Linked DNA regions of Mus musculus: region 1 is linked to region 2. A link is a loop called in an ENCODE intact Hi-C map of the cell type or tissue named here. Cell type or tissue: left cerebral cortex. All regions are shown on one strand. Each heading gives the region's core, and the rest is flanking DNA. Links, peaks and the distances in the headings are about the cores only.

Region 1 (5,366 bases), core at 367-5,366, 45 kb after region 2:
AGTCACTCACAAAAATCCAAAAGCCAGGAGTGTAGCTTGGTATAGAGTATTTATCAGGCATGCTTATGCCTTTACTCTAATAACACAAGTGCATACACGTGCATATGTACACGTGTACACACACACACCTACACACCTACCTAAAAATAAAAGCAACCACTACCAACAACAAACTTGCCTAACCCTGAATGTGAGTCATCTTCCCTGTAAGGTTTCACTAAGGCTCCTACCAACAGAGGCTGTATAGAGTGAGTAAGGCAAATAAATTACATTTGCGTTTTAAAGTTATTTGAAAGATAATTTCCATAGAAACCTGAAGAAATTTGTGCCAGTGTTGCCCCCAATTCTTTTCATATACAACTCGTCGCAAGAATTCCAGGTATGGGTTAAATGCCCAAGGCTATTTTCTTACTTGCTTGAATGAACTTAAGATAAATGGGCAGAGATAAAAATGGAGTTTACAGAAACCCTTAAGGGTGAGTTTGGGAGAAGAAATGAGCTTTCCTCCCAGCAAGTAGTAGGTCAACCATCTAATTAGAAAGTTGTACACGGAGACAAAGAACTTGCTATGTTATCCCAGCTGGCCGAAAACTACCCACCTGCTTTCATCTTTCCCAAGCAAGGACTACAGACTTGGAGCACTACAGACATGGAGCACTACAGACGTGGAGCACTACAGACTTGGAGCACTGCTGGAAATTCAGAAAGTTCTGTATGTAGGTTGTTTTCTGGAGACCTGGGGCCCCAGAGAAAGGAAGTGAGCTGGAGAAGTGCCGTGTTGGTTATGCTGGCTGGAGAAAGTCTCAACTGAAACTGGACAAGGAACTTGGAGTCTGACAAAATGTGACAGTGGTATCCTGGGCCAGAAGAAAAAGAGGGTACAGTTGACACAGCAGGGTGACTCAGGACCTGAAAACTCAGAAGTGGAACTATGAACGTCTAGAGCCCAGACCTCTGGAGCATCAGTGTGCAGCTCACAGCTGAGCATTCTCGCCTCGTGGCCCAGGTTCCTATACCTGCTACATCCTGTACTTGTAATATCCGCTCAGGCAGGGAAATGACCATTACTAGGAGAAGTCAGGACCAAAGTGGGGGAACTCTGGGTTCCCTGGGGTGGCTGGGTGGAAACTTACCCAGTATTTTCTTACCCGAAGCTTACAGTATTTTTTCAGATTAAAAAAAAAAAAAGATGGGGGGAGGGATAAAGATTAGATTTAATGCTGTTGAATGTGATAACTTGCTCAAGTCCGGAGTGTATTCCTTTGTGTCACCATGCTTCTTCCAAATGAGAAGGAACTTACATTATATACCCTTGGTTCATTGGCTCTTTGCTCTTACAATAATGCAGAATGTTTGCTAATAAATCAAGTTATGGTCACCACCTTTCTACTCTTGTGGCTCATGTGCTACAGTGAGACTATGCATGCATCTCTGTGTTGTTCTATGACATCATTTGTGGCTAGTATTTATATAATGGATGCAGTAAATTATTTCTGAGTTCAAGTGGCTTGGCTCTATGAATGCCACTTTTCTTAATGTATAGGTCCAGAACAAAGTACATGAATCTTCTAACAGGTTTGAATCTGAAATAAAGAATAAAGGGCTTTTAAGGAGCCCTGTTTGCTTGAATTCTTCTATATTATCTAGTAGATCTGACAACGTGAGAGCGAACCTGCCCCAAAAGCAAAACAAAACATGTTTATTTAACATCTTTGCTACTTTAAATAATTTTAATCTACCTTGTATGAAGATATTTTAACTCTTATTTTCTTACCAGAGATTAGGGAAAGACTTAAGGTTACTGACTGAGGAAAGAGGGCCCTGGGTGGGATTTGGTACAGTTATGACAGCAGCTCCCTGGAAGCCTGTGTGTTTCCAGTGTCAGGGAGTTAGCACCTGTCTACTACTGCCTTCCAGAGACGACCACTGGCAGTAAAGCAACTGCAGTTGTGACAAGGGACATCTCTCCGTGTTGGTCATCTTTCCTTTATTTCTGTTGAGGAACATATTTCCTCAGGAAGAAAAAAAAATTGTTTTTTGAACAGACTTAAGACAAGCAGGCTCTAACAGTTTGCCACACCCCCACATCAGTGTTTTCACAGCTGAGTGGTTCCCAGCCTCAAGCTTCTTTTCATAGAGGAAACTGTTGTGATAATAAAGAAACCTGATGTGGGGTGTGTGGGGGCAGTTCTGAGCCCCATGTTTTAGTCTTGTGTAACCTTTTTTAGAAGTTGCTCAACCCTCTAAGCTTCCGTTTCCAAACTGTATGTCACACAGGGCAGGGTAATCTCACGACAGAGGAAGCAGAACGACTCAGGCTTTGAACAGGAAGAGGACCACAGAAGCATTTTGAGGCAGCACCAGTAGATAGGAGCCAGGTGTGGTGCACACACCTTTAGCCCTAGCATTTGGGAGGCAGACGCAGACGAATCTTTTGAGTTCCAGGCTACCCTGGTCTACAGAATGAGTTCCAGGACAGCCAGGTCTAGAAAGAAAGAAAGAAAGAGAGAGAGAGAGAGAGAGGGAGAGAGAGAGAGAGAGAAGAAATAAAGAATAGAAATAATGATGTAGGCATACTACATGGTTCTTAGAAGACAGAACTTCTCAAGTCCAACAAGGTGTAAGTCCCCTTGCTTTGGTGTGTAGGCTGCTACTTGGTGGCAGATGGAATATGTCCCTGGAATGTTTGAGTGGAGTTGGCTGTGAGCTGCTTTATAGTGCTTGCCCAAGACCGGCCTCAGAGTCTGGAAGACACAATGCCTGCTGCTCATCCACTTAGCACATGGATCTGGCAGCATGATTGTCATCCCTCACCATTCTCACAGAGAAGAGAATTACGTCAATGTAATTGAGATAAAGCTGTGTCATGATTAAGGACCTTGTAGCAATCTGCCTTTCCTCGGACGTCGTGACACTCTGTCTTGCTATGGCCCTGTAACATAAATTCTAATTCAAGGCTTTTTCTTTTTCTTTCACTGAACATTCAGTTTCTTTAAGAGTGTAATTGGTTTACAAGACTTTTGAGAAATACGTTTGTTTCAATCTTTAGATTGTAACTGCAGTCTTGCACGCTGAAAATGTGCGGTGACTCACTAGCAGGTCAGCTTCCCTGACAGGTTGCTGCCAGCTATGTGTTAGTGGGAGAGACGCCCTGACATCATCCCTGAACTGCTTTCTCTTTCATATTCTTGTGTTCTTGCAGCTGTGAGCCAGAGGGTGGGTGAGGCTGAGAAAGAAGCAGGCTTTAGAAATGTCAGACATCCTCCTGGAGCTGCTCTGTGTCTCCGAGAAGGCTGCTAACATCGCCAGGGCGTGCAGGCAGCAGGAGACCCTCTTCCAGCTGCTCATTGAGGAGAAGAAAGGTGCAGAGAAGAACAAGAAGTTTGCTGCAGATTTCAAGACCCTGGCGGATGTGCTGGTGCAGGAAGTTATAAAACAGAACATGGAAAACAAGGTAAGAGGTCAGGCCACGGTGGCTGCAGGACACCTGCCTCCGTGCTTCCTCTGGTTCCCTCAGAATAAACAGCAGGCCTTTTACTGACTCTTATGTTCTCTTAGGTCCAAACAAACACCTTGCAGCCTTGCCTTATTTTTATTACAGTATTAAAATGGTCTTTGCAGGAAATCATTGAAGTATAGAAAAGCAAACAGGATGAGAGTGCTCAGATTCCTAACCTGAGTATATGGTATTGACCCTCTTACTTATTGATGGGTTTCTTGTTAATAAATAATATATGCTCTCTGCACCAGAGCACACTGAGCTACATGCTCCCGAGGGCCACTGACGCTTCCTTCTGTGTGTCCACGCTCTGACCCACTTATTTCAGAGCAGTGTTTGGCTTCTCAGCTAAACCATTTATCTAATGTTTTGCTTTGGTTATGGGCTTGGAATTAGGCGAACTCTCCCTTTATTCTACTATAAAAATATGGTCATGACAAACACTGATTGTGATTCTATGTGTGGAAATGGCTAGAAAAAGCCAGGCTTCTTGAGTCGTAGCAGTAACACCAGCAAGCAGTGCTCACTGAGGCTGCATGGACTTGACTTTGTTACCCCTATAAGAATTCTGTAAGGTTAGAGCCATTGTTCTACTGGGATGAAGCTGTCACAGAGAGCTGGAGTAAGTTGCCTGAATTGACGCTGCCCAGCATGACAGCTTGAGTTCTTCAACATAGGAAATGGTTTCTAAGTCTGTGTCACTGGGCATTCTGTCGTCTTTTATATAACTCGCCCCACCTTCTTTTTTTTTTTTTTAAATTTGGGAGGATGGAACTTTATGATAGAAAATAATATAAAACACTTCAATATCTTTATTGAACTTTTTAAACCTGAGGACTACTGTAGAATTCAGTAAAATCTTGACCACCAGTGTGAGAAGAGAATACATGAATTATACAAAATCTCCATAGACTATATATTTTTTCATGCCCTTTACTACCTGGCTTTGGTGAGCTAAATGAAGGAAGCTTGTTTTCTGTTGTTACCAGTGGAGACCCTTGGATACAAAGGCGGGTTGGGCAACTGGACTGGATATATGTCAACATTTTATGGGTTGATATGTGCCTCTAAACAATAGAACAAGCCCAGGCAATTGTTCATGAAGTAATGCCAGAATTTATTAAACAAATACTTTCCATTTGAGCTGCTTTAGATACTTCTATTTCAGGCCCCCTCTGTCTGCATTCCTCTGAATAGCTCTGTAAGCAGGTGTGGGGGCTGGGGAACTGACAGATTGCCAGCTCTTGTAGGCCTGTTCTCTTCTGCAAAAGAGAAAAAAGAGTAGCAGGCGGTGTGGCCATTGGTGGTTTGACCCTCTGGGATGGGCAAGTTTAAGGCTGTCAAGCAACTCCTTCCCCAAACCAGCAACATCTCAGTCAGCAGTATTTGGGGGCGGGGGTGGGGTGGGGGGAGTCTTCTCAGGGTCAGGAATGAACTGTGTTTATCTGAGCATGACACAGAGATGAGACAAAAGCCTCATTTGGTCCCCTGTTCACTCTGTGTTGATGCTTAGGTCACAGGTTACTACAGTATTTCTCTTCTTTTTTCTTCTTGTTCTCTTTTCTGTCATCTTCTAGCCTGAAAGGTAATGACATTCCTGACAGGTGCAGAGATGCAACTGAAAATGGAAATAAAACCTAAGACCTAATAATTCCAATAATAATAATTCTAATTAATATTAATATAATTCTAAAACCTAATAATTCCAGCCTCTTCTCTCCATCTTTAGATTATTTTAGGAACTGGAGAGATGGCTTAGTGGTTAAGAGCACTGGCTGCTCTTCCAGAGAACCCGAGTTAGATTCTAAGCACCCACGTGACATTATTATAATCATCTAATGGGATCCAATGCCCTCTTCTGGTGTGA
Region 2 (5,378 bases), core at 295-5,294:
GCTTTATTTGGCTTACACTTTCCTATCACTGAAGGAAGACAAAGACAGAGTAGGAACTCAAACTGGACAGGAACCTGGAGGCAAGAGCTGATGAACAGGCCAGGTAGGAGTGCTGCTTATGGGCTTGTCATGGCATATTCATGACAAGCATGCTTTCTTCTAACACCCCAGACCACCTGGACAGGGATGTCACCATCCATAAAGAGCCAGGCCCTCCCACGTAAATCACTAGTTAAGAAAATGCCCTACAGGATTACCTAAAGCCCCCTCAGATGGAGGCATTTTCTGAACTGAAATTCCCTCCTCTAAGATGATTCCAGCTAGTATCAAGTTGGCATGAAAGCTAGTCAGCACACTATGTTAAGCAATGTATCCCAGGCTCAGACAAATACAGCATGTCTGTGGATGCTAGAGAGAGAGAGAGAGAGAGAGAGAGAGAGAGAGAGAGAGAGAGAGAGAGAGAGAGAGATTGATGGTAAGTGTAGGTCATTAAACTAAAACAGGACCATGAGAGCAGAAAAGGATCTCTTAAGGGAAGGCTACAGGATGGTAGGGAGGGAATGAGAGTAAAAGACCAAAGTGCCATGAAGCAGAAGAGCTAGGGAGTAGAGGAGGAGGGCTGACCAGCACACTGACAGCCAGGGGAGGAGAGTGGGGATAGAACCAACAACAGAAACACAGAAACAGTGTGTACAGAACTGCCACAATGAAACTCATAGCTTAGTATCCAACAAAAGACAAAAATGAGTGATAGAGATCATTTAGAGATCTAGCTGACATATAATTGAATTCAATTGCATTTGAAGTACAATTGAAGCATTCGGCATAGGACTCAGAATAATCAACTATACAATACATTTGAAAGTTCTCTTCTTAAAGAAATGCTGTTGAGACAGAGAAAACCACCCAACTGCTAAACTGGCACTGCAATGTTAGGAACACAGGACAGCACCAGAGGAGCAAAGGAAGGCTAAGTTCAATGGCATTAGCCAATCACATCAACCAAGGCACACCCGCCCCTTTCCTTCCAGAAACTCTCCGGATCTCCCTCCAGGTTTGTGGAATCCGCTCCTCTTGACTGCATGACCTTGTCTCCAATCCCTTTTGCTATCCCAGGACTGGATCTAGGAAAGGGAGACCTCAGATCAGTACTGTCCAATTTGGTCCTGGCACTTTACATGTTGAAATGTGGAGTGAAATAGGGACAAGCTGAACCACAGTAATGACAGAATCTTTCTAGATGAAGTTAACTTTGTTAATATACATGCCTCTAAATTATTGTTCCCAAATAATTTAGAATTTGCCATCATCAAGAAGCAACAACAATGATTATGTGAGCAGATGCTATTATTCACCACAAAAGAAAAAAGAGAAGCAAGGCAACTTCTACATGTAACAAAAATACCTGAGTATCGTTGGTGCTTTCTGCTAAAAAGGCACTATTCTTTTTAAGATGTTTTGTTTTGTTCTGTTTTTTGAGACAGGACTTCTCTGTGTAGCCTTGGCTATCCTGGAACTCACTCTATAGACCAGGCTGGCCTTGAACTTAGAAATCCCTGCCTCTATCTCCCAAGTACTGGGATTCAAGGCGTGCGCCACCATGCGCGGCTTAAGATGTGTTTTTAACTATGTATATATGTATGCCCATGTAAGTACAAGTGTCCAATGGATCCAGAAGAAACTATCAGATTCCTTGGAGACGGAGTTAAAGGTAGTTATGAGCCACACGGGAAGCAGAACTTTGTCCTCTTAGCCAGTCCTTTAAGAGCAGTATAGGCTCTTAAAACCGCGGAACCATCTCCCTAACTCCACTGGTAACTACTCATTTAGAACTAAGAAACATTCTATGCCTTTGCAGGAACCTTCCACAACAGACTGTAAGGCATAAGAAACGTGCAGACGGAACAAGGGTGCGTTCCACGTCTGAGATGCTCCTAGACTGCACAGATGTCTAACAGCACACATTTCATCGCCCAAAAGTACTTCAGTGAAGAGTTCCACAGGGGGGAAATTGAAGTTTTTGCGTATGGTACTGGGGAAAAGGAATTACACTAGCCAAAGCTCCTAAAATGGGTGCTACCACATTTCCTTCTGCCAAGGTCCGATTGCAGTGAGAGACACTCTTAGAAAGTTAATATCTGCACTGCTCCGGTCAAGCCACGCTAAATGGTCACAACATTATTCTGTGAGTTCCAATTGCCTGCGCTGCTACTACTGCTAGCTGAAATAATCAAGTTCCTTACCCGGAGCCCAGGTACACAACCTGTCATTTCTGTGTGACTTAAGAAAATACCCTACACAGTAAATCAGGTGGCACGTCCCCACACAGCGCCCAGTTCCAAGAAAGAAAATAAATAGGAGACAAACGGAGGGGGGAGAAAGTTGTGGGACGTCAAGGCCTAACAGATGCTAGAGGACGGAAAATGAAGGTGCTGTTGCAAGAAAAAGAGCAAAGTCAGAGGACGCATGTCGTTGCGATCGCCGCTGAGGTCGCCGCGGGGCAGCAAAGCAGAGGCTGCCATACAAAGGCGACTAGATCTGCGAGACCTGCGGGGACACTTGTGAGCCTTTTCCCCCAAGCCGGCCCTTAGCTCTGCCTTGCTCACCAACTCACCTCGACAGGAGCCGCCACGCATATGGCTGCCCCATGGCCTAAAAACCCAAGAGCAGAAGAAGCAGAGTGTAGTGGTTCCACCGGCTCTGGTAGTTAGACCCGCCCACAGCCCCGCCCACAGCCGATGAGAGCAGAGGAGAGCCGGGGTCACTGATGACAAGTCCTCCGGTGGGCCAGAGCGGCCCAACGCCTACACTTCCGCTGCGCTACGCTCACGGGCCCGGCCGGGCGGGGCGGGGCGGGGCAAAACAGGAGCAGTTAGGAAACCAGCAAGAGCAGTGGGCAGGGCCACACTAGACAGGGCCAGGCCGGGTAAAGGTGGGGCGGGTCCTGGCTAGGGGCGTTAACTAGTGAGGGGAGGAGGAAGAGGAGGAGCCAAGACGAAAGCTGAGAGGTGAGTAACCAAAGCAAAGAGAAAAGTAGAAAAACTTATTTATAATAGCCAGAAGCTGGAAAGAAGCCAGATGTCCTTCAACAGAGGAATGGAGATAGAAAATGTAGTACATTTACACAATGGAGTACTACTCCGCCATTAAAAACAATGACTTCATGAAATTCTTAGGCAAATGGATGGAACTAGAAAGTATCAATCCTGAGTAAGGTGACCCAATCACAAAAGAACACACAGTATGGATATGAGCCCAAAGGCTCGGCAAGATACAATTCACCGACCACAAGAAGCTCAAGAAGAAGGAAGACCAAAGTGTGGGTGCTTTGGTCCTTCTTAGAAGAGGAAATAAAATACCCACAGGAGGAAATACAGAGGCAAGTGTGGAGCAGAGACTGAAGGCAAGGCCATCCAGAGAATGCCCCACCTGGGGATCCATTCCATATATAGTCACCAAACCCAGAGACTTTTTATTGTAGGTGCCAACAAGTGCTTGCTGACAGGCGCCTGATACAGCTATCTCCAGAGAGGCTCTGTCAGAGCCTGACAAAGAGGTGGATGCTCACAGTCAACTATTGGACTGAGCACAGGGTCTCCAATGGAGGAGTTAAAGAAAGGAATGAAGGAGCTGAATTGGTTTGCAACTCCATAGGACAAACAACAATATCAACCAACCAGAACCCCCAGAGCTCCCAGGGACTAAACCACCAACCAAAGAGTACACATGGAGGGACCCATGGCTCCAGGTGCATATGTAGCAGATGATGGCCTTGTCAGGCATCAATGGGAGGAGAGGCCCTTGGTCCTGTGAAGGCTGGATGCCCCAGTGTAGGGGAATGCCAGGATGGGGAAGCCAGAGAGGGGGGTTGGTTGGTTGGGGGAGCATTGTCACAGAAGCAGGGGGAAGGGGGAGGGGATAGGAGGTTTCCATAGGAGAAGGAAAGGAAGAGAGGGGATAACATTTGAAATGTAAATAAAGAAAATATCTAATAAGAAATTTCAAAAACCTTTAAATATAATTTTTTTACTACCACATTTAATGTAAAAAGATTGCATTGCCTTTTCTTTGTAATATTGAGAAACAATAAATACGGTAGTGGTTTTTACTTTAAAAAATGGAAAGGAAAGGAGTTTGCTCCCTAGACTAGGCTGTCTTGAAATGCCCAGTTGATTATCTATGTTTGGCTTTTAAGTTTAATCAGCAGGTATTAATTGATCTGAAGGAGTTTGTGTAATTTTTTTTTTTTTTTTGGTTTTTTGAGACAGGGTTTCTCTGTATAGACCTGGCTGTCCTGGAGCTCACTTTGTAGACCAGGCTGGTCTCGAACTCAGAAATCCACCTGCCTCTGCCTCCCGAGTGCTGGGATGAAAGGCATGTGCCACCATGCCTGGCTGTGTAATTTTAATAATTTTTTAATGAAAAGGTAAATTTAAACCAGACCCGATGACACACACCTATAATTCCAGCACTCAGAAACCTGAAACAGAATGGTCACCTGGGCTACACAGCAAGACCCTGTCTAGGAAAACTAAGTAAATTAAATGTTCTTTGAGTCAGAAACATATGAGATGCATTTGACATTGAGGAAAGACCAGAGTTTAGTACTCTACATAGCTGAACTTGCTTCGAAACATTGCTAATTATCTTCAGAAAAGTTACAGATCCCTCAGTCTTCCTCTGAGACAAAATATCTGATTAAGAGAATGCTCACAAACTAGAAATATCAGTGAAAACATACCTGTTCTGGAAAGCAGCTTATTAAATAAACCCCATATTTAACTGTCCACTGTGGTGATTTGAACATACTTGGCCCAAAGGAGTGGCACTATTTGGACGTGTGGCCTTGTTGGAGTAGGTGTAGCCTTGTTAGAGGAACTGTGTCATTGTGGGCTGGGCTTTAAGACCCTTGTCCTAGCTGCTTGGAAGCCAGTCTTCCAAACAAGGTATTGAACTTTCAGCTTCTCCTGCACCATGCCTGCCTGGACGTTGACATACTCCCACCTTGATGATAGTGGCCTGAACCTCTGAACCTGTAAGTCATCCCCAATTGAATGCTGTCTTTATAAGAGTTGCCTTGGTCATAGTGTCTAATCACAGCAGTAAAACCCTAACCAAGACACCCACTACTCTTGAGTTTCTTCTAGATTCATACAGATGTCTAGCTGTAAGCACATCAACAAAAACGTGTTGGCATATTAATAGTAAATGAGGGAATCTGAGAAGAGTTTCAGAGTGAAAAATTAAAGGGGTGTTTGTCATCCACTGAAGTATACCCTGACCTTAAAGAAGTTATTCTTAGTCTTTGGCATATTGTAAGATACTTGATCAGAAATGATCTTTCTGTCCTGGACCAAATATAATAGTGGCTAGAGAAC

The links. A loop is a pair of places that touch in the nucleus more often than their neighbours do. Peaks named below come from ENCODE experiments on the same cell type or tissue, not always from the same donor. Only the 100,000 strongest peaks of a DNase experiment are listed, where the experiment ranks them.
Region 1: a loop joins it to region 2, with 2.5 times the contacts of the local background. A loop is called at or near these places in 5 of 42 quality-filtered maps.

Annotation. Positions count from the first base shown.
Region 1 is chr1:52,797,373-52,802,738 of GRCm38, reverse strand. Inpp1 (inositol polyphosphate-1-phosphatase) reads left to right here. Exons shown (of 6, transcript NM_008384.2): 2 at 3,203-3,454. The coding sequence starts at 3,251. Among named protein-coding and RNA genes, the nearest start is that of Inpp1, 18 kb to the left of the region's middle. In left cerebral cortex, for the core only: no CTCF peak of the experiment used is centred there; DNase peaks (open chromatin) are centred at 891, 2,156, 2,720 and 3,178; H3K4me3 peaks cover 680 bases; H3K27ac peaks cover 1,388 bases.
Region 2 is chr1:52,842,381-52,847,758 of GRCm38, reverse strand. It overlaps Hibch (3-hydroxyisobutyryl-Coenzyme A hydrolase), which reads right to left and starts at 2,721. Exons shown (of 14, transcript NM_146108.2): 1 at 2,615-2,721. The coding sequence starts at 2,649. In left cerebral cortex, for the core only: no CTCF peak of the experiment used is centred there; DNase peaks (open chromatin) are centred at 1,678, 1,909 and 2,807; H3K4me3 peaks cover 1,773 bases; H3K27ac peaks cover 489 bases.